Linked DNA regions of Homo sapiens: regions 1, 2 and 3 are each linked to region 4. Evidence: chromatin contacts called from ENCODE Hi-C or POLR2A ChIA-PET data. All regions are on one chromosome and are shown on one strand. Each heading gives the region's core, a stretch centred on a gene start or an enhancer-like site at or near the end of the contact. The rest is flanking DNA. Distances are from core to core; before and after follow the strand shown. Region 1 holds the start of RASA3 (RAS p21 protein activator 3). Region 2 holds the start of CHAMP1 (chromosome alignment maintaining phosphoprotein 1). Region 3 holds the start of CDC16 (cell division cycle 16). Region 4 overlaps GAS6 (growth arrest specific 6).

Region 1 (5,681 bases), core at 302-2,801, 300 kb before region 4:
GTGTGTATATGTATGTGTGTACACGTGTGTAGTATGTGTGTGGTGTCTGTGTGTGGTGTCTATGTGTATGTATATGTATATGTAGTGTATGTGTGGTATATGTATGTGTGTATATATGTGTAGGGTGTGTGTGTGGCACTGGGTGCAATGAAGTTTTGCAACATAGAGGAGGGAGTGTAGTCTCAGTTCATATACACACCTACAGTTCATACACACACACAAACATACTCCTCAGAGAGGAGGTCAGGGAGGAGGAGACCTCGAGACAGAAGAAAGGGAGGTAAGGGTGGTACCTGCCCATGCTGGGGTCTGCAGGGGGACTGGGGGGGGACCTGCCCATGCCGGGGTCTGCAGGGGGACTTGGGGGGGGACCTGCCCATGCTGGGGTCTGCAAGGGGACTTGGGGGGGGACCTGCCCATGCCGGGGTCTGCAGGGGGACTTGGGGGGGGGACCTGCTCATGCCGGGGTCTGCAGGGGGACTGGGGGGGGACCTGCTCATGCCGGGGTCTGCAGGGGGACTGGGGGGGGACCTGCCCATGCCGGGGTCTGCAGGGGAACTGGGGGGGGACCTGCCCATGCCGGGGTCTGCAGGGGGACTTGGGGGGGGGACCTGCCCATGCCGGGGTCTGCAGGGGGACTGGGGGGGGACCTGCCCATGCCGGGGTCTGCAGGGGACTGGGGGGGGACCTGCCCATGCTGGGGTCTGCAGGGGGACTTGGGGGGGGGACCTGCTCATGCTGGGGTCTGCAGGGGGACTGGGGGGGGACCTGCTCATGCTGGGGTCTGCAGGGGGACTGGGTGGGGGAGACCTGCCGGTGCCGGGGTCTGCAGGGGGACTGGGGGGGGACCTGCCCGTGCCGGGGTCTGCAGGGGGACTGGGGGGGGACCTGCCCATGCCGGGGTCTGCAGGGGGACTGGGGGGGACCTGCCCATGCCGGGGTCTGCAGGGGGACTGGGGGGGGAGACCTGCCCATGCCGGGGTCTGCAGGGGGACTGGGGGGGGGAGACCTGCCCATGCCGGGGTCTGCAGGGGGACTGGGGGGGGGGAGACCTGCCCATGCTGGGGTCTGCAGGGGGACTTGGGGGGGGGACCTGCCCATGCCGGAGGTCTGGGGTGGGGGGCTGTGTGTGCGTGTATGTGTCCCCGCCCCCCTCGTGCGTCTGCAGCAGGTGCCTTCGGATCGCATCTCAGGAGCTGGGGCTGGGCGCGGGATTCCTCCCCTGCCAGATCGTTGTACGTGAACTTCTCTTGGCAAAGTTCGTCCGCGAGTCAATCGCTCAGCCTCGCTCAGCGGGCCCGGGCCGCGCCGGCGACCTTCCTTCGTCTCTTCCGCCAGGCAGCCCGCTGGGGTCCCTTCCGCTCAGCGGCCAATCCGCGGGGCGGGGGCGGGGGCCGAGGCCTCGGGGGAAGCCGATCCCTGCGCCCCCCGGGTCTCCGCCACCCGCCAGCGCCGTCCCTGCCAACCCCGCCCCTGCAGGGCCCGGGCCAGTTGGGAGCAGGGGCCGGGCCGCGGGCGGAGCCTCCCGGTCCCCGCCCTCGCCCTCGGCCAACTGGCGGTCTTGCAGGCGGGCGGACCCTCGGCCGCGCTCGGGGCTCCGGCGCCGCCGCTCCTCCTGCTCGGCCTGAGCTGCCCGGGCTCGGCGCGCGCTTGGGGCGAGGCTCGGCGGGCGCGGACGCGCAGCATGGCGGTGGAGGACGAGGGGCTCCGGGTCTTCCAGAGCGTGAAGATCAAGATCGGTGAGTGTCCGCCGGCAGCCACGCGTCCGACCCCCCGGCCCGACCCTGTCCTCTCCCGCGCCCGCCTCCCCTCCGCAGATCCTTGCTGGGGACCCCGGCGGAGACGCCCTCCAGGCGCGGCGCGCTCCCCGGAGAACGGCTGGTCCGGCTCCGCGGCCCCTCCCCACCTCCCCGCCTCCCCGGGCCTCGGGCTGGGTCGAGTCGGCTCCGGGGTAACGCGGCTCCCTGCGCCTCCTCTGCGCCCGGAGCGGCCCCGGTCCCTGGTAGCGGCGGAGGAGGTGGGGTCCCTGCGCCGAGGGACGTCTGTCCGCGTGTGCGCCCGAGCGTGTGCCCCGCGTGTTTGCAGGAGTGCGCGCGCCTGAGGCTGTCTGGGCGCCTGCACTTCAGGTGTCAAATCCACTGACGTCGGGGTCTCGGCATCTCCCTTTCTCCGCTGCGCCCAGAAACTTCCTTTCCGGGGAATGTGGAGGCTCCTTCACGCTTCTCCCCAGGGGCGTGAGGCCCCGGCGCGCTGCTGCTGCTGTGCGCGCGCGTCTGTGCCTGCGTGCGCGCGTGTTTGTGTGTGCTTGTGTTTGTGTGTCCATGTGTGGGCGGTGTGTGTGCGCGTGCGTTTGTGGGTGCATGTGTGGGTGCGTATTTGTGTGTGGATGCATGTGTGCGCGCGTGTGTATTTGTGTGTGGGCGCGTGTGTGTGCGCGCGTTTGTGTGTGTGCATGTGTGCGTGTGTGCTGGTGGGGCGTTCTGGCTGAGGGCTCCCGCGGGGCGGGGAGACCCCGGACCCATCGGCACCACGTCCCTTTCCACTGAGAAGTGGCGGGCGAGCTGGTGGCGACCAGGGCCTGCGAGGCTGCGGTTTTTCTCTGGGCTTCAGCAGCTTCTGAAGTGGGCTCCCGGAGGCGTTTCCGGAGAGGAGGCTGTGTCTGGACTTCTGGTTTATCTGGAGGGATCTGCTTTTCCCTGGTTGTTTTATCTTGGGAGAGTGATGTGGAAGTCCTCCCCCTCCCCCAGAGCAAGACCGTTTCCTGGAGTGACTGTTCCATATTCATGCCATGAGTGTGCTGGACCACAGCGCGGTTCAGGCTGGAGAGGCTTCCAGGGCCTGCAGTGTCGCGGTCCCCACGGTCCTTCTCCCCCACTGAGCCGCACTTCGCAGCCGGCCTCTTCCCGTGTGAAGAGGCCTCCGGGAACGGGCTGAGTGTCAGTTGTTGATGACATTTGATGCTGCCGGAGGCATTCCAGCTCCCCTAAACCAGCGGGCTGTTTCCTGTCGGCTTTATTTTGGTTTGCGGATCATCGCTGAGACACTGTCTTGATATTTGGCCCAGAAGCGCTGCAGCTAGGATGTGGCAGCACTTCCGCTTTGAGTAGTCCAGAGAGGAGGGATTTCTTTTGTTAATGTGGTTTAAATCCGCTGTCACTTTCATACAAGAAAGCCAGAGCTGGCGCTCCCTGAAGTGCCTGAGGTCGCCTTGCCTGGGTGGGGAAAGGTCGCGGCCCGTGGGGGTCAGTTTGCTGCTCTTTCCTTCAGCCAAGGCTGCTTGGCTCAGCCAGCGAGTCTGAGGAGTGTGAGAAGCACTGGGCTTCCTCAGTCACGGGGGCAGGAGGGCTGGAGGTGGGTGCCCCTGTGGGGCAGTGCCAGGTCTCCAGGCAGCAGGCAGAGGCGGCCTGGGGCTTTGCGGCTCGGGGGTGGGGGGCCCACAGCCGGCACAGCATGCTCGCTGTGTACTCCAGGAAGGGCTACACTTCAGGCCACGGCAGGACTTTACAGAAGGCATGGGAAGTAGAACAGGAGGGCGAGGGAAGACCAGAGTCTCAGACCAGATACTCAGACCCTGAGTCTCCCAGAAGGCAGCTTCACCGGCCTGCGGGCACTCGGCCCCACTTCCGACAGGCGTGGGGGTCAGGCACCCTGGAGGATCCCTCGGAGAGAAGGAGGTTTGGAGATGCCACAACTTGGTCAGGCTCTGTGCTCCACTTTAAACAAGCCAGTGAAACCCTGGCTCAGCTGAGGCTTAGGCTGCTAATCCCACGTGGGGCCTGGATATCATCTGAACCTTTGACCCTCCCAGGGGCAGCAGCAGTGAGGACGGGTAGAGAGGCCCAAATGCCAGCTGCCCGACTCTCTGGATGTGGCTCCAGCAAGAAGTCCCCGTTTCCTCTCCCCTCCAGAGGTCACCTGCAGGGCTGGCTGCCTGAGGGGTATCTGTGCCCCAAGTAGCTGGGGAGACAGGGCACCTCCTGCATTTGAGCAGAGATGCAGTCTGGGCTGGAGACCCTGAGGGTGACCTGTGGGTGCGCTGGTTTGGGGTTAGTCTCATGTAACTGTGCTGCTGGCCTGATACCCCGGGGCTCCAGCAGAAAGCCCATCTGTAGAAGCGAAGTGGAGGATGACCCTGAGCGGCGCTGGTGCCAGGGGGCCACTGAGCCCCTCAGGCTCTTTCTTTAATCCACATTCATGGCCAACCTTGGCTCTGACTTGCCCTGCCTGAGTCCCTGGTCTTGAAGGCTCAGACAAGATGGTGCCCCTGTGGTTGATTTGAGGGCCCCTCGCTGTCATTCACCTCTGAGCCTTGTCTCCAGGAGCGCTGGATTTGCCCATGAGTCTGCCAGTGACTTGCTGCATGACCCAGGGCCCGTGTCTTCCCCTTCATAACCTCATTTTTCCGTTTGCAAAAGCCAGGCAATTATTGTCTACTACATCCGGTGGGAACGTACAAGGCAGTGTTGTTCAGGGTTAAGTTAACACCCTGCCCCCTCACTCCCAGAACAAGAATTGTCCCTAAAGTTATACCATAAGCAATTCTGCTACTACTCTTACTAAGAAAAAAAGCCAGCACATTTCTGGGGGGATTGGGAGCTTTTTTTAAGGTATAGGGGCATTGGCCATTTAAATTCTTAAATAGCTTTGAAATGTGTGGTGGTGTGTGGCCTCATTCAGACGTTGACATTGGGAAAAATGGAAAGAATCTCTTCCTCCTTTCCCCCTTCCTCTTTCTTTGTCCTTCCAGCTCTTGCAGGTGAGGTAATAAGAGGAGAGCGCCACGTAGAAGTGAGGTGCTTTGGTGGTAACAATTTGGAGTCTTTGTCTTGAAGAATCTGGCTTTCTGCATTTCAGTTTTGTGGAATCATTTTGGATATGTCCTTCTGTGCACTTAAACATCTTAAACACTGTGTCTTTTGAAACAGTCATTAACCTTTCACAGTAGAGTCTGTGTATCATGCATGACTGAGCCACACTTCCTATGCGATCGCTGCTTTGAGGAAGCCTGTGCTTCGGACTTTCCATGAGTCAGGGACCCACAGGGAGGGCACTTCCGCCACGGCCACGGCGTTGTTTTGGGGCCCCCGCCCCCAAGGCGTGCAGTGCCTCCTCCCCTCGCAGTGATGTCTTCCGTTTCCACAATACTTACTGCTTGTTTTTAAATGTGGCGCCTTATCTTGATACATGTGTTCAATAAAGAGCAACACACAAGGTGTTTCTCTCAATCTGTTACAGAAAAAAAAAAAGCCAGCCCCGCGGTCCAGGGCGGGAAAGGCTCTCGCACCGCGGTGACCCTGCCGTCGAGCTGGAGGCGGTCAGCGTCCGGGAATGCCGTCCGTGGGAGGCCGGGCCTGCCGTGGGCTCCCCGCTGGGGCTTCCTGTGGCTCTCTGGTCGCTCCCTTCTTTCTCCTCTGGGCTCAGTGCCTGTGGCTCCGCTGGGCTCTTGCTCCCTTCCTGTGAGGCTGGAGCTTGTCCGTGAAGAAGACCCACGGCCGGTCTGGCCCAACATTGAACCGCTGGTGCCTGCAGGCCTGTGGGGCAGTGAGGGCCAGGGGCTGCCGGCCTCCAGCCCCAGCTATCCCTCTCCTGATCACAAACAGAATCCCACCTGAAGCAGGAGGAGGTGGCACCGGGTGAGAATAGGGAGAATGACAAGTGGGGTGCCTGGAGGGTCCCCTGGA
Region 2 (5,709 bases), core at 2,276-4,775, 480 kb before region 4:
TTTTAGGTTCTAGCAAAATTTCTTCCTAAATTTAAGAACTCCTAACCCTAACTAAAAATTAACTCAGAATTGTCCAGATTAACAAAAATTTCTTTTTGTCTTTGAGACAGATTACATCTCGTCTCTAAAAAACCTAAATTCTAATCATTGGTGCTCTGCCAGTCTATCACCCAGTATCCTTCAATGCAATGTTATGCCAGATGGTGTATCATACCTATTTCCCATCTCCCATTCAATTTCTTCTTTGAAGTCGAACACCACTGATCATCTTTTAAAACACATCTGATGCATAGTTTTTTAAATTAAAATTCAATAAGTAGAACATGTTCAAAGCTAAATGGGTTCTATTAGTCTATACACACTAGCATTGTTCTTTATCTTAGCGGACTTTTTTTCTTTTTTAGAGACAGGGTCTCGCTCTGTTGCCCAAGGTTTTGGTGCAGTGACGCCATCACAACTCACTGCAGCCTCATACTCCTGGGCTCCAGAGATCCCCCCGCCTCAGCCTCCTAAGTAGCTGGGACCATAGGTACCTGCCACCACATCTGGCTAATTTTTTTTTTCTGTAGCGATGAGGTCTCACTATGTTGTCCAGGCTGGTCCTGAACTCCTGGCCTCCAGAGATCTTGTTGCCTTGGCCTCTCAAAGTGCTGGGATTACAGGTGTGAGCTACCATGCCTGGCCTTTAAGAAATTAATAAACTGGGCGGGCGCAGTGGCTCACACCTGTAATCCCAACACTTTGGGAGGCCAAGGCAGGCGGATCATTTGAGGACAGGAGTTCGTGACCAGCCTGGCCAACAGCCAACATGGTGAAACCCTGTCTCTACTAAAAATACAAAAATTAGCTGGGCGTGGTGGTGCATACCTATAATCCCAGCTACCTGGGAGGCTGAGGCAGGAGAATCGCTTGAACCCGGGAGACGGAGGTTGCAGTGACCCAAGACTGAGCCACTGCACTCCAGCTGGGCAACAGAGTAAGACTCCATACTCACCCCCAACCCAAAAAAGAAAGAAATTAATAAACTAATTTTCCAAGTAGTTTTATGTTTGAAGAAAAACTGAAGGGAATGTACAAGAATTCCCACCTATCTTCTTGTCCCCAGTTTTTCCTACTACAGGCTGAGCATCCCTAATCTGAAAATCTGAAATCTGATTATGCTCCAACATCCAAAACTTTTTGAGTGCCAAAAGGAGCATTTTAGATTTCAGATTACGGATGTTTAACCAGTAAGTACAATGCAACTATTCCAAAATCCAAAAAAAAAAAAAAAAATCCAAAGCACTTCTGGTTCCAAGCATTTCGAATGAAGGATACTTCACCTGTATTAACATCTTGCATTAGTGTGAGATATCTGCTACAATGATAAGCTAATACTGATTTATTAAGTAGTCTATAGTTTACACAAGGAGTCATTTTTATTTATTTATTTTTTTTTGAGAGGGAGTCTCGCTCTGTCACCCAGGCTGGAGTGTAATGGCGCAATCTCGGCTCACTGCAATCTCCACCTCCCAGGTTCAAGCGATTCTCCTGCCTCAGCCTCCCCAGTAGCTGGGACTACAGGCGCGCGCCACCACAGGCTCACGCCTGTAATCCCAGCACTTTGGGAGGCCAAGGTGGGCGGATCACCTAAGGTTGAAAGTCAGAGAGCAGCCTAACCAACGTGGAGAAACCTCGTCTCTACTAAAAATACAAAATTAGCCGGGTGTGGTGGCAGGCGCCTGTAATCCCAGCTACTTGGGAGGCTGAGGCAGGAGAATCGCTTAAATCCGAGAGACGGAGGCTGCAGTGGGCCAAGATCGCATAACTGCACTCCAGCCCAGGCAACAAAAGTGAAACTCTGGCTCATTAAAAAACAAAAACAAAAATAAAAACAAAAAACTTGCCATTTAGGCCGGACATGGTGGTTCATGCCTGTAATTTCAGCACTTTGGAAGGCCGAGGCGGGTGGATCACCTGAGGTCAGGAGTTCGAAACCAGCCTGACCAACATGGAGAAACCCTATCTCTACTAAAAATACAAAATTAGCCAGGTGTGGTGGCAAGCGCCTGTAATGCCAGCTACTTGGGAGAATGAGGCAAAAGAATCCCTTGAACCCAGGGGGCGGAGGTTGCAGTGAGCCAAGGTCGGGCCATTGCACTCCAGCCTGGGCAACGAGAGCGAAACTCCCGTCTCAAAAAAAAAAAAAAAAACAAAACTTGCCATTTAATCATTTTTAAAAGCACAATTTAGTTAGTTTAGTACTAAAACGTTGTGCAAACATCACCACTATCCACTTCCAGAACTTCTTCACCACAAACAGAAATTCTGTACCCATGAAACAGTAACTTCCACTCTCCACTTTCAGTGCTGGTAATCTCAATTCTGTGCCTGAGGGGGAATCATACAGTATGTCTTTTTTGTGTCTTATTTCACTCAACATAATGTGTTCAATGTGCTCGTTTATACTGTATAATGTGTTCGTTTATATTGCAGCATGTATCAGAATTTCATTCCTTTCTAAAGATGAACAATGGTCCATTCATTATATGTATATACCACAGCTTGCCTTTCATCCACATGTTGATAGACATCTGGATTTTGAATAATGCTGCGATGAACATTTGTGAACAAGTATCTGAGTCTCTGCTGTCAATTTTTGGGGGTATAAACCTAGAACTGAGGAACGACTACCAATTTCCATAGCTGCTGCACCACCCTACTTTCCCACCAGCAATGCACCCGAGCTTCAATTTCTCCACATCCCCAACACTCATAATTTCCCTTTTTTTTAATAGCCACCCTAACAGGTGTGAGGTGGTATCTCATTGTGGTTTTCATCTGCATTTCCTTAATGGTTAGTGATGTTGAGCATCACTGCACGTGCTTATTGGCCATTTGTCTCTCTTCTCTGGAGAAATATCTATTCAAATTCCTTGCCCATTCTTGAACTGGGTTGCTTTTTGTTGGTCAGTTGCATCTCTTCTTGTATTCTAGACATTAACTCTTTATCAGGTTTACAAATGTCCTCTCCCACTTTGGAGGCTGTATAGCGGATTTTTAAACAGTAATAATGACAGAAGAGGAGGCAGTCTAGAACTAAAACAGAAAGAATGGCTTTCGTCTTGTGCCGCCCTCAACTTCCCAATGGTTTCAAACGCAATGTTTCCAGCCTCGGCAGCGACTGACACCGGGCCTCCCCGCTCCCTGCACAAAGACGCACTCCCGCCCCGGCCTGTGGGGGCGGGCCCTTCCCTCGGGCCGTGTGGGAAGCGAGGCAGCGCAGGCCCCCTTCACTCGGACCCGCGGCTTCCCGGGACCGTCCCCGCCAGGTCGGCGGCCGACACGGGGCTCGGGGATGCAGGCCCCAACCACGCCCCTCCCCCGCTCGCTCTCGCTCCTCACCGGTCCGGCCGCGGGCGGCGTCCAGTGGGCGATGGACCGCGCGGAGGGCCCGGCTCGCGGTCGCGGGCGGCTCCGCGAGGCCCTGCAGCGCAGCGGCCTCCCGAATGGCGACTGGATGCAGGAGCCGGGATCCGGGTGCGCGAGCGTGCGCGCTCCCGCGGGACGGGCGGGGGCTGACGGGAAGCAAGTTTGGCGCCGCGCGCCCTCCCGCGCGGGCCAATCAGATCGCCGATCGCGTGGCGCGGCTGTGCCAAAAGTGCGTGGGCAAAACTAGCGGCTCGCGCGGGCCTTCGGAAGGGCTGCGTGCCCGCCCCGCCCCGGAAGTGCCGCACGTGCCCACTCCGCCTCCGCTTCCCGCGCGCGCCCGGGCGCGGCTCCGGGAGGGTTCCGCCGCGTCTGGCCTGTGGCCTCCGGCCAGGCCCTTGGAACGGCCCCGGCCTGCCGCCGCCGTGCGGATATCTCTTCCTTTTCTTGCTGTTTTGATTGTTGTGTGAATGAATTTATTAGGAAAAAAAGAGCTAGACCTGCCCCATACATTCTCAGGGATATTACTGGCATAATACCTATGACAAAAGTACAAGACAAAGTTGTTGGATGACAGTAAATATTCCTTTTCTCATCACCCCGCCTCCACTGAAAGTCCCGATTCCCAGAAGTTATCTTCTTCGTTTTTTGTTTTCAGTTTTATGAATGTTACCACCACAATTCTAATTAAAATGCATGCACCTCTAATGCTGATGCCATCAGTCTGTATGCTTTGAAAGACTGTAAAATTAGCTCACACTGCTCTCTACCTTTGTACCCTTCTGAAGTTTTGCTTGTTGTGAATTTCATTTTTGTTTTTGTGGTGAAAATGAACTATAGAATGGCCGGGCGCGGTGGCTCACGCTTGTAATCCCAGCACTTTGAGAGGCCTAGGCAGGTGAATCATCTGAGGTCAGGAGTTCGAGACCAGCCTGTCCAACCTGGTGAAACCTTGTCTCTGCTAAAAATACAATATTAGCCAGGCGTGGTGGCGGGCGCGTGTAACCCCAGCTACTAGGGAGGCTGAGGCAGGAGAATCCCATAGAACCGGGGAGGCGGAGGTTACAGCGAGATCGCGCCACTGCACTCCAGCCTGGGGGAGAGAGTGAGACTCTGTCTCAAAAAAATAAAAATAAAATCCATAGAATTTACCGTCTTAACTATCTTTACGTGTACAGCTCAGTGGTGGTAAGTATATTCATAACACCACCATCCATCTCTGTACCTCTTTCATCTTGAAAAACAAACTATGCATTACATGTTAACTCTCGGTTCCCCTCTACCTTCTACTTTCTGGCAGTCACCATCTTACTTCCTGTGTCTCTGAGTCTGACTACTCATAAGAGTGGAATCATACAGTATTTGTCTTGTGACTGACTTATTTTACTTAGCAGAACATCCTCAAGGTTCATCCATGTTGTAGCACATTGTGGAATTTCCTTCCTTTTTAACACTGAATACTATCCCATTGTATGGATATGCCACATTTTGCTTATCCACTCACCTGTTGATGGACACTTGGCTTGCTTCCCTATTCAAGATATTGTGAATAATGCTTTGACATTTTCAAAGAACCAATTTTTGGTTTCATTGATTTTCTCTATCGTTTTCTATTTTCTATTTCATTTATCTTGGCTTTAATCTTTATTATTTCCTTCTTTTTGCCAGCTTTGGATTTAGTTTTTCTTTTTATAGTTCATTAAGTTGTAAAGTTAGGTTGTTAATTTGAGATTTTCTTGGTTTTTGATGTATTTATAGCTATAAACTCCCCCTTTAGCATTGCTTTTGCTGTATCACAAAAGTTGCTATATTGTGTTTACATTTTTTTCTTTTCTTTTCTTTTCTTTTTTTTTTTTTTTTTTTTTTGAGACAGAGTCTCGCTCTGTCGCCCAGGCTAGAGTGCAGTGGCGCCATCTCGGCTTACTGCAAGCTCCGCCTCCCGGGTTCATGCCATTCTCCTGCCTCAGTCTCCCGAGTAGCTGGGACTACAGGCTCCCGCCACCACGCCCGGCTAATTTTTTTGTATTTTTTTAGTAGAGACGGGGTTTCACCGTGTTAGCCAGGATGGTCTCGATCTCCTGACCTCGTGATCCGCCCGTCTCAGCCTCCCAAAGTGCTGGGATTACAGGCGTGAGCCACAGCGCCTGGCTCTACCTCCCTTTCATGCAAAATTTAGGATCCTGTGTTAATTTCCGGAATGATTCTGATTTCTAGGATTCAAATATCAATATTAAATATTTTAGGATTTTTCTAAGTTTTGTTTTTGCAGCAAAATTGATTCATTAAATTTAATAGATTTCT
Region 3 (5,692 bases), core at 814-3,313, 400 kb before region 4:
CCGGCCACTAATGACATTTTTTTTAAAGCTCTGAAGAGCTTTAAAGTTCATACCATCACTTACTTTGTCCAGTTTTCGTGACCGAAGTGCATGGGCGGCTCTGTGATATTGTGCTGTCAGGTAAAGACACTGAGCCAACCAATAGATGTCCTGGGGTTCTTCTGGAGGGAAAAATTCACATAAGTGGTCAGAGGTACAAGGTGAAATAGAAAACGAATTTTAAGATTAATCAGAAAACCAGTTAGCATTTTGTCACTTACCACGAGAGAGTGAAGCTACTTTATCTGCCCAAAATAGAGCACTTTGATACTGTTGCTGCATACCAAAAAAAAAAAAAGGTGGTAACTGCCCTGTTATTTTAATAGTCTTAAACAGTTATCTAATATTATTATAATTCTATGTAATATATTAATATAATTCTATGTAATAAATCTTCATCTCAAGACAACAATTTGTTACATCTCTATCTTACATCTCACGTAGGGTAAATTTTAGTTCAGTGTCGCAATACAAACATTCCTGTAATATCTTTGTATATGCAACTTATGAAGGTAATTTTTTAAAACTCATACACTGTAAAAATGTATCGTGAAACATACAAGTGAAATGCAAGTGAAACAGCAAAAGCTAGTCATTAACAATTCATGTGTGATTTATATAACACTTTCAACGAGCTGTTAATGAATCCCAAAGTGAAATTTAGAAGACAGAACACTATACTCAAATACCTTATATAACACAGTGGCAGTTTTAATAACACTCAAGTTTAAAAACACACACACATAAATTAACTAAGCTTCACTGAACATGGGGAAGAACTCACCTCCTCCAAGTCTAACAAAAATGAAGGAGCCGACAATGAGGGCCACCCACAGTGACCTACGGCTAGCTTTAGACCCTGTTCTGCTCCTCAGTCCTCAGTCTTCTACAGTCTCTGCCTCAGTTCCCCTGGAGACAAGCCAGGACCACTGCTGCTAGCCCGAGGCAGGAGGAATGCCAACGGGATAGTTATAAATATGCTCAATACCGGTGTCTCTGGCTGGAAACCGGGCCTGTCATATTCCTCACTACGTCTCCGTACCGAAGAAAAAGTGATCAGAAAACACTGAATTCAACTGACTCATGGTAAATAAAAACACAGCCCTCCAAATGGACTGCAAACATTTGGCCACGTCAGTTAGCACCCAATTCCGAAAACTCTGCATTACCATGGCTTTTCTTTCCCTTTCTTTCCAATTTCCTGAAAGAGCAAGCATTTCAACAAAAAATAAACAACAATATAGATAAAACTGATGCTGCTGATTCTCGAAGACACTTCTTGCCTTAAACGCTCTCTGCTATTCAAAGGTAGTGCAGAGAACACAGACATAGTTAACGAGAATTTTTAAAGTATTGATTTGAGACAACAGGCTTCTTCACATCTTTATTCACTTAAATTCAGCCCAGTAAAAATTACAACTAAACCTCTCAAAAATGTTTTATTAGCTAGCCCTGCAACTTTCCTCCAAAAATTGTCCTTCAACTTGCACTGAGTAGTCAGTGTTTCCTGGGCACCTCCTCCGCGCCAGGTGCAGAACGAGGCTCAGACCCGACTGAGGCGCCCCGTGCGCTCGGGGGCCTCCACTCCCCGGGCTGTGCCCCTCCCAGCTGCAGGGACCGCTCCCTTCTGGGCGAGGCGGAGACAGCGCTGCTGGCCCCAGATGAAGGCCCAGGGCCGGCCCAGTCCTTCCCCACCAAGAGCCCCGACAACAGTCACCCCAGCCCCACGCCGCGCGGAAAAAGACCCGGCGAGGCCTGGGCCCCGCACCCCGAGTCGGGGCCGCCCACCTGGTCGAGGTACTGCCGGACGCGCTTCCGCAGCCGCTCTAGGTTCATGGCGGCGCGGGCCCGGCCTCACGCCACACTCCGCCGCTAGGCGCGCGCCTCCTGCACCCTAAGCACCCCGCCCCGTGCCCGTGCCCGTGCCTGCAGCCGCCGCCGCCGCCCCAGGACTCGAAGGCCGCGGACTCGAAGGCCGCAGGTCCCCACCCACACCCGCACCCCCCACCCAGGCCCCGTGCACTGCCCAGGCTCTTCCGCTCCAGGCAGGCCCCGCCCCGGAAGTCCACAGCAAACGAATCCCATCTGGCGCGGGAAAACGGACCCGAGTTGTTGGTTCCGATGCCTCTCCTGGCACGTGGGCTTCTGGTTGCCTTGGGGCGAGAGCGCGGCCTCCCTGGAATCGCTGCGGCGCCTCTGGGCATTGGCGAGAGAGTCAGGAGGGCTCGGGGCCGGACCACCCACCCGGGCAAAAAAGCAGGTGGCTGCTGAGCCTTCTTTCCCCAGAATGTAGTCAACATTTTAAAAATAAGAGCAACGCACTCTCATTACAAAAAAAAAAAATTGTGTGCACAAACAGCAAATGAAGTCAAAGACAACCTAGGGAAAAATTTGAAACCTATCACAAAATTCGAATTTCCTTATAATGTAGAGCCAATATTCCCTTTACATATATGTAATAAGTCAGTGGGAAGAGACCAATGGCTCAGGAGAAAGACAGGCAAAAAACAGTTCACAGGGAAAGAAATGCAAATAGACTTTAACATACGAAAGAAAGTCCAACTTAATTCATAATAAAAATTAAAATTAGAGTACCACTTTTCATATGTTAACAAAGATCACAAAGGTTGATGACACTGCTAGCAGGAATGTCGGGAAGCAGGCACCCTCAAGTTTTGTGAGTGGTATTGGTATACTCTCTAGGATGAACGAATTGGAATATCTTCCAAATTTAAAGGTGTTCGTGCTGTTAAACCTAATGATTTTTATTTTGGGAAATATACCATGGATTTGCATTTTTGCATGTGTGCAAAATGACCTGTGGTTTCGTTTGTAATAGCAAAAGATTGCAGACAATTTAAACACCCATGAAGTATGGAACTGAGTAAATAGGTCATGATACGCTCACGTAATGGAATACTCGCTGGCTGTTCAAAAGAACAGTCAGCTTTGCATGGACATTGAACGATCTTCAAGATATAGTATGTGGGAAAAAGCAAGTATAGGATCGTGTTTATCGTATGCCTGCATTTGAGTAAAATACGAATTTAATGATAGGTAGAAAAATCCCTAAACTGTCCCAGGAAGGAAAAATGAGAAAACCGGCATAGCGCAAGGCCTCTGGAAGGAGTGCTGGAAGATGAGAGATGGTAGAAGTGGGAGAGGTACTTCCTTGGATATCTTTTTGTGCTTTTGAATTTCAGTCAATGTGCATATATTACCTTTTGTGAAATTAAATCATTCAAACTTAAAATAATTTAAACTTGAAGCTGTTGGAACTTTGAATTACCTGAGCCTTGAGGGGAATGTGGCTACGCGGCCTAGGTCATGCCACACCCAGCTGTAACTTCTGCCTTTTTCCCTGTAAACAATAAAGACCAAATGGCACCGGAGATAAGACCCCCTCAGATCACTACCCCTCCTCATGGAGTTATAACGCAATCTTCCTTCAAATACAGAGATCCCTAACCAATGGAACCGCTGCGGCGTGTGCCCCTGGTCTCATATGAGAACTGTGGTGATCCTGCTGGAGCTTCTGTCTCCGCCTGGTAAGAGAGACCTGAGCTCCACTTGGAAAGGCTGACCCCATTTGTCCAGGTGGCCATTCTCAGGCTCTGTGCTCAAATACACACTATATGTAATCATATTTCTGAATCTCAATATTAAGGTTGACACTTTTAAAAAGTAAATATAACTTTTATAAATATAAAAACCTAAAAGAGTAAAAAAAATTCAAAGAAGCAAAAAAAAAAAAACTTGCTGTAAAGAATCCCACCCACTCAAAAATTCTCTCACGCTACTGTAAGTAATCTGCCGTGTAATTTTCTATGTGTGTGTATACATATATGACTGGGTAATATTTTGAAGTTGTGTTTAAAAATTTGTCCCCCTGTATATTTCCTTTTCCTCCTCCTTTCCCACTTCTGCAAGCAGGCAGTAATCAACTCTGCTCATTAACTTGGGGCAGGCATGTGGTGAGGTGTGTTTTAAGCCATATTTTCAACGACTTCTATCCATTTAATGAGATTCCTAGTTAACCAAAAATGAGTGACTGAGGCAAATGTCTCCATCAGTAGAAGTCTGATGATGGGCCCGGGAAAAACGCAAGCCACAGAAGCATCAACTGTGCCATCCAAATAGGGTTATGGGGACTGGGTGTTTAGGAGGAGACGGCAAGCAGGAGGAAAAAAAGGGAGGGGTCCACAGTGATGCTCTGATTAGTGCTCAGTAAACCAACAATTTACATAAGATGAGGCAAACATCTGACAAGAGGGAGTAGAGGAAAGAGTTATGTAGCCCATATCAGGGTAGGCAGAAGAGTGACTAATCTCATCTTGTCCTTGTTTTGTACCTGGAAGGTAAATTTGTAATTAATATTGCCAGGGCGAGATTTAACAGAAATCACTTTCAGGAGTCCTCTGCCAGATACCCTAACTCATCACTCTCAAGTTCAAAGTTCCAGAGATCCCTAGAGCAGGGGCACAATGCTGCCAGGTTCTTTGCTAATGCACAGCAAAAGTGACCTTTGCTTCAGTTCCTAGTAAGTTTCTCATCTCTATCTGAGACCTTATCAGCCTGCCCATCTCTCCATATCACTATCAGCATTTGGGTCACAACAATTTAAAAGTCTCTAGGAAGTTCCAAATTTTCCCCCATCTTCTTGTCTTCTTCTGAGCCCCCCACATTTTTCCAACCTCTGCCCATTACCCAGTTCCAAAGTTATTTCCGCATTTTCAGGTATCTTCATACGAATGCCCCACTTTTCAGTACCAATTTTCTGTATTAGCCTGTTCTCACATTCCTGTAAAGAAACACCTGAGGCCAGGCCCGGTGGCTCATTCCTTTAATCCCAGCACTTTGGGAGTCCGAGGCAGCTGGATCATGTGAGGTCAGGAGATCAAGACCAGCCTGGGCAACATACTGAAACCCCATCTCTACTAAAACTACAAAAAATTAGCCGGGTATGGTGGCAGATGCCCGTAGTCCCAGCTACTCGGGAGGCTGAGGCAGGAGAGTCACTTGAACCCCAGAGGCGGAGGTTGCAGTGAGCCAAGATTGCACCACTGCACTCCAGCCTGGGCAACAAGAGTGAAACTCCGTCTCAAAAAAAAAAAAGATAAAAAGAAACACCTGAGACTGGGTAATTTATAAGAAAAGAGGTTTAATTGGTTTACTGTTCTGCAGGCTGTACAGGAAGCATAGCTGCTTCTGCTTCTGTGCAGGTCTCAGGAAACTTACAATCATGGCGAAAGGCGAAGGGGAAGCAGACACAACTTACCTGGCCAGAACAAGAGAAAGGGAGAGAGGGGGCAGGTGCCACACACTTTTCAACAACCAGGCCTCACAAGAACTCACTCACTATACAGTCCCAAGTAGAGGATGGTGCTAAACCCTTCACGAGCACTCCACCCGCACGATCCAACCACCTCCCACCAGCCCCACCTCCAGCAGCAATGGGCACTCCACCCGCACGATCCAACCACCTCCCACCAGCCCCACCGCCAGCAGCAATGGGCACTCCACCCCCACGATCCAACCACCTCCCACCAGCCCCACCTCCAGCAGCAATGGGCACTCCACCCCCACGATCCAACCACCTCCCACCAGCCCCACCTCCAGCAGCAATGGGCACTCCACCCCCACGATCCAACCA
Region 4 (5,907 bases), core at 2,492-4,991:
GCAGTGAGAGCCCATGCACTGAAGACTCGACGTGCCCCCACCAGGGCTGACCCCTTAGGACGATGCTGGCCCAGTGCCCTAGGGCCCTGCTGGCCCGGCCTGCACTTTTCCCAGGGACTGGTCCTTATTGAACTTGTGTGGAATCAATGGACCGGAGCCCTCTCTCAGCCAGCAGGGGGGCCCTACCCAGGGTTCCCCACGGAGCCCTGTGTGGCTAAGCTGAGCGTGGCTGAGTCCTCATGTGGGGCTGAGCTGAGTGTGGACCGCGCCCCTGAGCACTGCCATGCTCAGCCCCGAGCTGCTTCTGCTCTGCCAGCAGCCATGAAAGGATTCTTTGAGCTCCGGGTGTAATTGTCGTTCTTTCTGCCAACTTCCCGGGGCTCAGGCTTGCGTAACTGCACTGTCGGGGGCTTCCCTGCCTGCCTCTGGGACGTGGTTTGGGTCCGTGTCCTGGAAGCGTGTTTGTGAGCAGCTCCTCGTATGAATGTGTTTGTGAGCAGCTTCTCGGATGGGGGACTGCTTGGGAAGCAGCTGCACTGGCACGGGTTCCCACCCTCAGGCCCTCACCCGTTCCCCTGACCTCTGGCCCTGCAGGAGCTGAGCCCAGGTGACCACCCTGAGAAAGGGCAGAACACACCTGGCCTAAAGCCATCAAGACACGTGGAGAGGGGGCAGCTAAGCAGAAAGAGGGGGGCTTCCTGGAGGACCCCTCTGGCAGTGCAGCCTGGGCCTGGGGTCCTCCCCGCCACACCCAGCAGGGAGAGTTCACCAGAGATGGGCTAGGGGCTGGCCAGGGAAGGCAGAATGTTCCGAGTCTGCCTGGAAGCCCCCAGGTCAGCTGGGGGTTCTGTGTGCCTACTCCCTGGGAGGTCTGAGCTCCCAGGCCTCACGCCAGGCAGTTCCTGCTCCTTTGCCCTCAGCCCTTCCCACCTTGCGTCCAGGCCTGCTGGCACTCCCTCCCAGTTGATCTGAGTTTTCCTGGAGCCGGCCCCAGGGCCCGCCAGCCTATTCTGTCAGCCCTAGGCCAGCACAGAGGGCTCGGGTGCCCAGGGGCTGCCTCAGCCTGCGCCCCTCAGAGCTCCTCCGGGCTGGACCCGAGACCCCACAGCCGCCCCGATCTCAGCTGCGTTGGGCGCGCAGGGGTGGGGCAGCTGAACATGATTTTCCACTTTGTGTCCCCAATCAGACCTGCCTGACCAGTGCACGCCCAACCCCTGCGATAGGAAGGGGACCCAAGCCTGCCAGGACCTCATGGGCAACTTCTTCTGCCTGTGTAAAGCTGGCTGGGGGGGCCGGCTCTGCGACAAAGGTACGTGAGGCTGAAGACAAAGGCGGGGTCTCCCTCCATCTCCGACCCTGCCCTGATCCCCGCTCCTCACTCCCACTCCGGGGCACGGCCATCCTCAGGCTGCTCTCCGACAGCCCCAAGGAGGCTGCAGCCCTGAGGTATCCTGGAGCCCCAGGAGAATTGGGAGGAGCTGCAGTCTCCTTTCTGGGAGCAGGGCTGGAAGGAAAGGAAACACCAAGTGATGCCTCAGCACCCACTGATTGAAGGGCGGGGGGGGAAATTTCACCTCTGACCGTCCTTGAGTGCAGACCTGTGGTGTCAGTGGCACCCACTGATTGAAAGGCGGGGGGGAAATTTCACCTCTGACCGTCCTTGAGTGCAGACCTGTGGTGTCAGTGGCACCCACTGATTGAAAGGCCGGGGGGAGATTTCACCTCTGACCGTCCTTCAGTGTAGACCTGTGGTGTCAGTGAAGACCCTGGAGGAAGAATAGCTCCAGGGCCTGGTGGAGACCCATAGTGGAGAGCCCAGCAGGCCAGCCTGTCCCCTTTGGCAAATCCTACCCCACAGGTGGCCTGGGAGGGCTTTGCTAAGGAGTGGCCAGCTCTGGCCTGGCCTTGTCTGTCCTCGGCACCCAGAGGTCACTCCTGGCCTGCAGCCTCCTCCTGCAAGCACATGGGCATCCAGGGAGCTGAGCCCTGTGGGCTGTGACTGCCAGCAGCTCCCCAGGCTGAGACCGCAGCTGGGGATCCCCCATGCCCTCCCACCATCTACCTCCACACGCAAGGCCAGGACCAGGGGCCATGAAACGCTAGGGCTGCTGAGTGGGGTGTGAGGTCCAAGCCCTGGGGTCCCTCTCTGCTCCAGGGCTGGGCTGTGCACCTCTAGGATCTCTCTCTGCTCGGGGGCTGGGCTGTGCACTCCCAGGCTCTCTCCCTGCTCCAGGGCTGGGCTGTGCACACCCGCGGTCCCTTCCTCCTGCTCCAGTGCTGGGCTGTGCACCCCCCCGGCTCCTTCCCTGCTCCAGTGCTGGGCTGTGCACCCCCGGGCTCCCTCCCTGCTCCAGGGCTGGGCTGTGCACCCCCGGGGTCCCTTCCTCCTGCTGCGGGGCTGGGCTGTGCACCCCCGGGCTCCCTCCCTGCTCCAGGGCTGGGCTGTGCACCCCCGGGGTCCCTTCCTCCTGCTCCGGGGCTGGGCTGTGCACCCCCGGGCTCCCTCCCTGCTCCAGGGCTGGGCTGTGCACCCCCGGGGTCCCCTCCTCCTGCTCCGGGGCTGGGCTGTGCACCCCTGGGCTCCCTCCCTGCTCCAGGGCTGGGCTGTGCACCCCCGGGGTCCCTTCCTCCTGCTCCGGGGCTAGGCTGTGACCCCTGGTCTCCCTCCCTGCTCCAGGGCTGGGCTGTGCACCTTTGGGATCTCTCTCTGCTCCAGGGCTGGGCTGTGCACCTCTGGGCTCCCTCCCTGCTCCAGGGCTGGGCTGTGCACCTCTGGGATCTCTTCCTACCGTAGCCAGGGGCTGTGCACCCTTGGGCTCCCCTTCAGGCCTGTGCTTGTTCCCAGATGTCAACGAATGCAGCCAGGAGAACGGGGGCTGCCTCCAGATCTGCCACAACAAGCCGGGTAGCTTCCACTGTTCCTGCCACAGCGGCTTCGAGCTCTCCTCTGATGGCAGGACCTGCCAAGGTAAGGCCCTGGGGTGAGGCCTCTCTCCTCTCTCCTCTCCCCACCTTCTATTTTCGGTCATGTCTGCTCTTCTGCAAGCGGCTGCTGCTGGCTGGGTTCCTGTGGTTCTGGATGGGATGGGGCATCCTGCAGAGACTACACAAGCCCAGGCCAGCCGCAGCACAGGGAGCTGCTCGGCACCACACCAGGATGACTCACCCGGCATCTGAGGGCCAGGACTCAGGGGGCCGGCCCAGCCCATGAGGCCACACTGCTGGCTGTAGGGCCTCGTCCATTCCCCAGAGCCTCACAGAGCCTGGAAGTGCTCCAGGCACTTGTGTAGTGAGCTTGTGGGTCAGGGCTCCAGGCTAGGGTCCCCCCGCCGTCCACTCTCCCCAGCATCCCCAGAAGCACCCCGTTGTTGGTCTCCCTCTGTCCACTAAATATAGCCCTGCCCTCCCCACTTCCTTTCATATTTCAGTCTGGGGTTCCCTCAGCCCAGGGCCAGAGCTGGGGAGCCCCAGGACACCCCAGAAAGTCACTGTGAATGTGCGCGCCCCCGACGCTGTTCCAGGTGCTGCTGCTGCCACTGGCCCTTTGCCACTTTGCAGGGGGAGCACCTTCCTCCTCCCTCCCCACGTTGTATCTGGACATGCCCAGGCGTGTCCCTGAGAGTTTCTGGCATAGTTCTTAGCGCTGCTGCTGACTGTCCAGGACACCGAACTGCGTGGACAGGACAGACAGTTGCTCAGGGAGAAACAGCCCCAGGATCTGGAGAGTGAATCTGACCAGACAGGAGGGGCCACACCCCATCCCCCGATTTCAAAAGGCAGCTGCTATTTCTGTCCACTTTGGTGGTTCCCTTCCCTGACCACCCAGGAGTTAGCCCTGTGTGCAGATGACGTGATTCCCATCTTAACACATAAACCCATTTCCCCGCCGAGGACAGAGCCCCTCCCATCACTGCTCTATCCCTGACCTGGAAGACAGCAGCACCCCAGGTTTAAAGAGAGGTGAAGACTAGGCCGATCCTGAGAGATGACGTCTAAAGCATCTCCCGTGGGTCCCTGCACCAGTCGGGCACTCCCGGCAAAGTCTAGGCTCACAGTTACTGCCCACAGTGACAGAGGCATTCCCGTCCTCTCCTCCTCCTCCCCATCTTCCTCTTCCTCCCCACCATTCCCCCTCCTCCTTTCCCCACTCCCCCTCCTCCTCTCCCCACTCCCCCTCCTCCTCCCCCCCACTCCCCCTCCTCCTCCCCATCTTCCTCCTCCTCCTCATCTTCCTCCTCCTCTTTCTTCTCCTCCTCCCCCCACTCCCCCTCTTCCTCCCCATCTTCTTCCTCCCCCTCCTCCTCCTCATTCCCCTCTTCTTCCTCCTCATTCCCCTCTTCTTCCTCCTCATTCCCCCTCCTCTTTTTCCCCCTCCTCCTCCCCCATCCTTATTTCCCCTCTCCTCCTCCTCCCCCACCCCTCCCCACCCCCTCCCTCACCCCTCCCCACCCCCTCCCTCACCCCTCCCCACCCCCTCCCTCACCTCCTCCCCCACCCCTCCCTCACCTTCTCCTCTTCCTCCCTGCTTCTCCTCCTCCTCCCCCTCCGTCGTCCTCCCCCTCCGTCCTCCTCCCCCTCCGTCCTCCTCCTTCCCTTCCCCATTCTCCTCCCCCTCCCCCTCCTCCTCCCCCTCCTCCTCCTCCCCCTCCTCCCCCTCCTCTCCATCCTCTCCCTACCCCCTCCTCCTCCCCTCCTCCCCTCCCCCTCCTCTTCTCCCCCTCCCCTTCTCCCCCTCCCCCTTCTCCCCCTCCCCCTTCTCCCCCTCCTCCTCCTCCTCTTCCTCCTTCCCCTCCCCCCTTCCTCCTCCCACTCCTACTCCCCCTTCTCCTCCCCCACCTTTCTCCGTGCCCCTGCCTTTGCTCTCCTCTGGTGACTAAAGGGCTCTTCATTTCAGGGTTGCCCCTCCTACCCCAGGGTGCTTGGCCGTAAACAGCATCTGTCCCACATTAGATGCTCAAGTCTTAGGATTGTGGTTTAACCCGGTAGTGAAAATTGATTGAAACCAGTAAATGCTTCTCTTTGGGGTTGGGGTTTTAGTTTCAAATGCCCCCGGGGGGTTACTTTTTACGGCCCCGTGTCCTGTAGCACCGTCATTTAAATGGAACAGCACAGCGTGCACCGCCGCCCCCCACCCCTCCACCAAGCAGGGCCCTTCCCAGCTCTCCACCTGCTGGGCTGAAGTCAGCCTTCCCAGCCGGGCCTTGATCAGAAGCGTGCACCAACACCCCGGGAGCTGCCCGGTCAGGGGAGGAGGGCAGGGAAATGGGGCCAGGGCGCGCTGGCCCCACAGAGTCTGGATGCGACCTCTGGGTGGTGCCCTGGCCAGTCCCTGCAGCCGCCTGCCCCAGCCCCGTCTGAGATGCCGCTGTGCTGCGGTTGGCCGGTTTTTTTTTGCTTGCAGACATAGACGAGTGCGCAGACTCGGAGGCCTGCGGGGAGGCGCGCTGCAAGAACCTGCCCGGCTCCTACTCCTGCCTCTGTGACGAGGGCTTTGCGTACAGCTCCCAGGAGAAGGCTTGCCGAGGTACCCACGCCACGCGGTCACCCTCGCTTTCTCTGACGCCCAAGTCTAGACACGGGTGCCAGTCACTGCCCGAGCCGGTTGCTAACAACCGGGTGCTTCTGGTGAAAGAAAGTCTCTTTCTCCCTGTTTCTATCAGCCTGGTAATGGCCTGTGCTACCACCATGCCCGCACACACGTGAGCACACACAGGCACCCATGCCCCTTGTGCACATGAACGAACCGCACACATGCATATACACCGCATGTACACACGTGTGTACCCTTCTCCACCTGCATAGACGGGGCCTCTCCCCAAAGGGACGGGGAGCAGCAAGCCTCCCTCTACTGTTCTCTCTTTCCAGCCGCCATGGGGAGGGCCCTGTTGGCCGTAGAGCCTCTAAGAG

The links. Hi-C counts contacts between places; a loop is a spot of excess contacts on that map. ChIA-PET counts read pairs that join two places held with the same protein, here RNA polymerase II (POLR2A). Pooled maps may share reads with other maps.
Region 1: a map of gastrocnemius medialis shows a loop between it and region 4 (2.3-fold over the local background). The contact joins the promoter of RASA3 here to the enhancer-like site in region 4. A Hi-C loop is called at or near these places in 3 of 168 maps with a recorded cell type or tissue (cardiac septum, chondrocyte and gastrocnemius medialis) and 7 of 50 pooled maps. POLR2A ChIA-PET finds 5 or more read pairs at or near these places in 1 of 52 experiments (activated T-cell).
Region 2: a pooled map shows a loop between it and region 4 (2.8-fold over the local background). The contact joins the promoter of CHAMP1 here to the enhancer-like site in region 4. A Hi-C loop is called at or near these places in 1 of 50 pooled maps. POLR2A ChIA-PET finds 5 or more read pairs at or near these places in 3 of 52 experiments (AG04449, PC-9 and naive thymus-derived CD8-positive, alpha-beta T cell).
Region 3: a pooled map shows a loop between it and region 4 (2.2-fold over the local background). The contact joins the promoter of CDC16 here to the enhancer-like site in region 4. A Hi-C loop is called at or near these places in 2 of 168 maps with a recorded cell type or tissue (mammary epithelial cell and posterior cingulate gyrus) and 7 of 50 pooled maps. POLR2A ChIA-PET finds 5 or more read pairs at or near these places in 2 of 52 experiments (RWPE1 and activated T-cell).

What each region holds. Positions count from the first base shown.
Region 1 is chr13:114,128,493-114,134,173 of GRCh38, reverse strand. It overlaps RASA3 (RAS p21 protein activator 3), which reads left to right and starts at 1,551. Exons shown (of 24, transcript NM_007368.4): 1 at 1,551-1,739. The coding sequence starts at 1,685. LOC107987192 (a long non-coding RNA gene) reads left to right here and starts at 3,171. Exons shown (of 2, transcript XR_001750050.2): 1 at 3,171-5,681. RefSeq lists silencers at 1,246-1,345, 1,376-2,035 and enhancers at 1,828-2,455, 2,626-3,125, 3,416-3,675, 3,714-4,343.
Region 2 is chr13:114,312,319-114,318,027 of GRCh38, reverse strand. CHAMP1 (chromosome alignment maintaining phosphoprotein 1) reads right to left here and starts at 3,525. Exons shown (of 3, transcript NM_032436.4): 1 at 3,385-3,525. RefSeq lists silencers at 3,188-3,867, 4,640-4,934.
Region 3 is chr13:114,231,268-114,236,959 of GRCh38, reverse strand. CDC16 (cell division cycle 16) reads right to left here and starts at 2,063. Exons shown (of 18, transcript NM_001078645.3): 1 at 1,828-2,063; 2 at 261-315; 3 at 64-161. The coding sequence starts at 1,875. RefSeq lists a silencer at 1,745-2,104 and an enhancer at 2,215-2,264.
Region 4 is chr13:113,835,130-113,841,036 of GRCh38, reverse strand. It overlaps GAS6 (growth arrest specific 6), which reads left to right. Exons shown (of 15, transcript NM_000820.4): 5 at 1,187-1,309; 6 at 2,846-2,968; 7 at 5,402-5,524. It overlaps GAS6-AS1 (GAS6 antisense RNA 1), which reads right to left. Exons shown (of 5, transcript NR_044995.2): 4 at 2,790-2,960. Among named protein-coding and RNA genes, the nearest start is that of GAS6-AS1, 22 kb to the right of the region's middle. RefSeq lists enhancers at 1,030-1,606, 1,778-2,330, 2,986-3,045, 2,885-3,437, 3,546-3,755. Within about 2 kb of position 3,741, at least 30 of the 41 ENCODE cell types and tissues checked have a DNase peak (open chromatin) inside an H3K27ac peak, as active enhancers do; they include gastrocnemius medialis and mammary epithelial cell, where a contact is called at or near this core.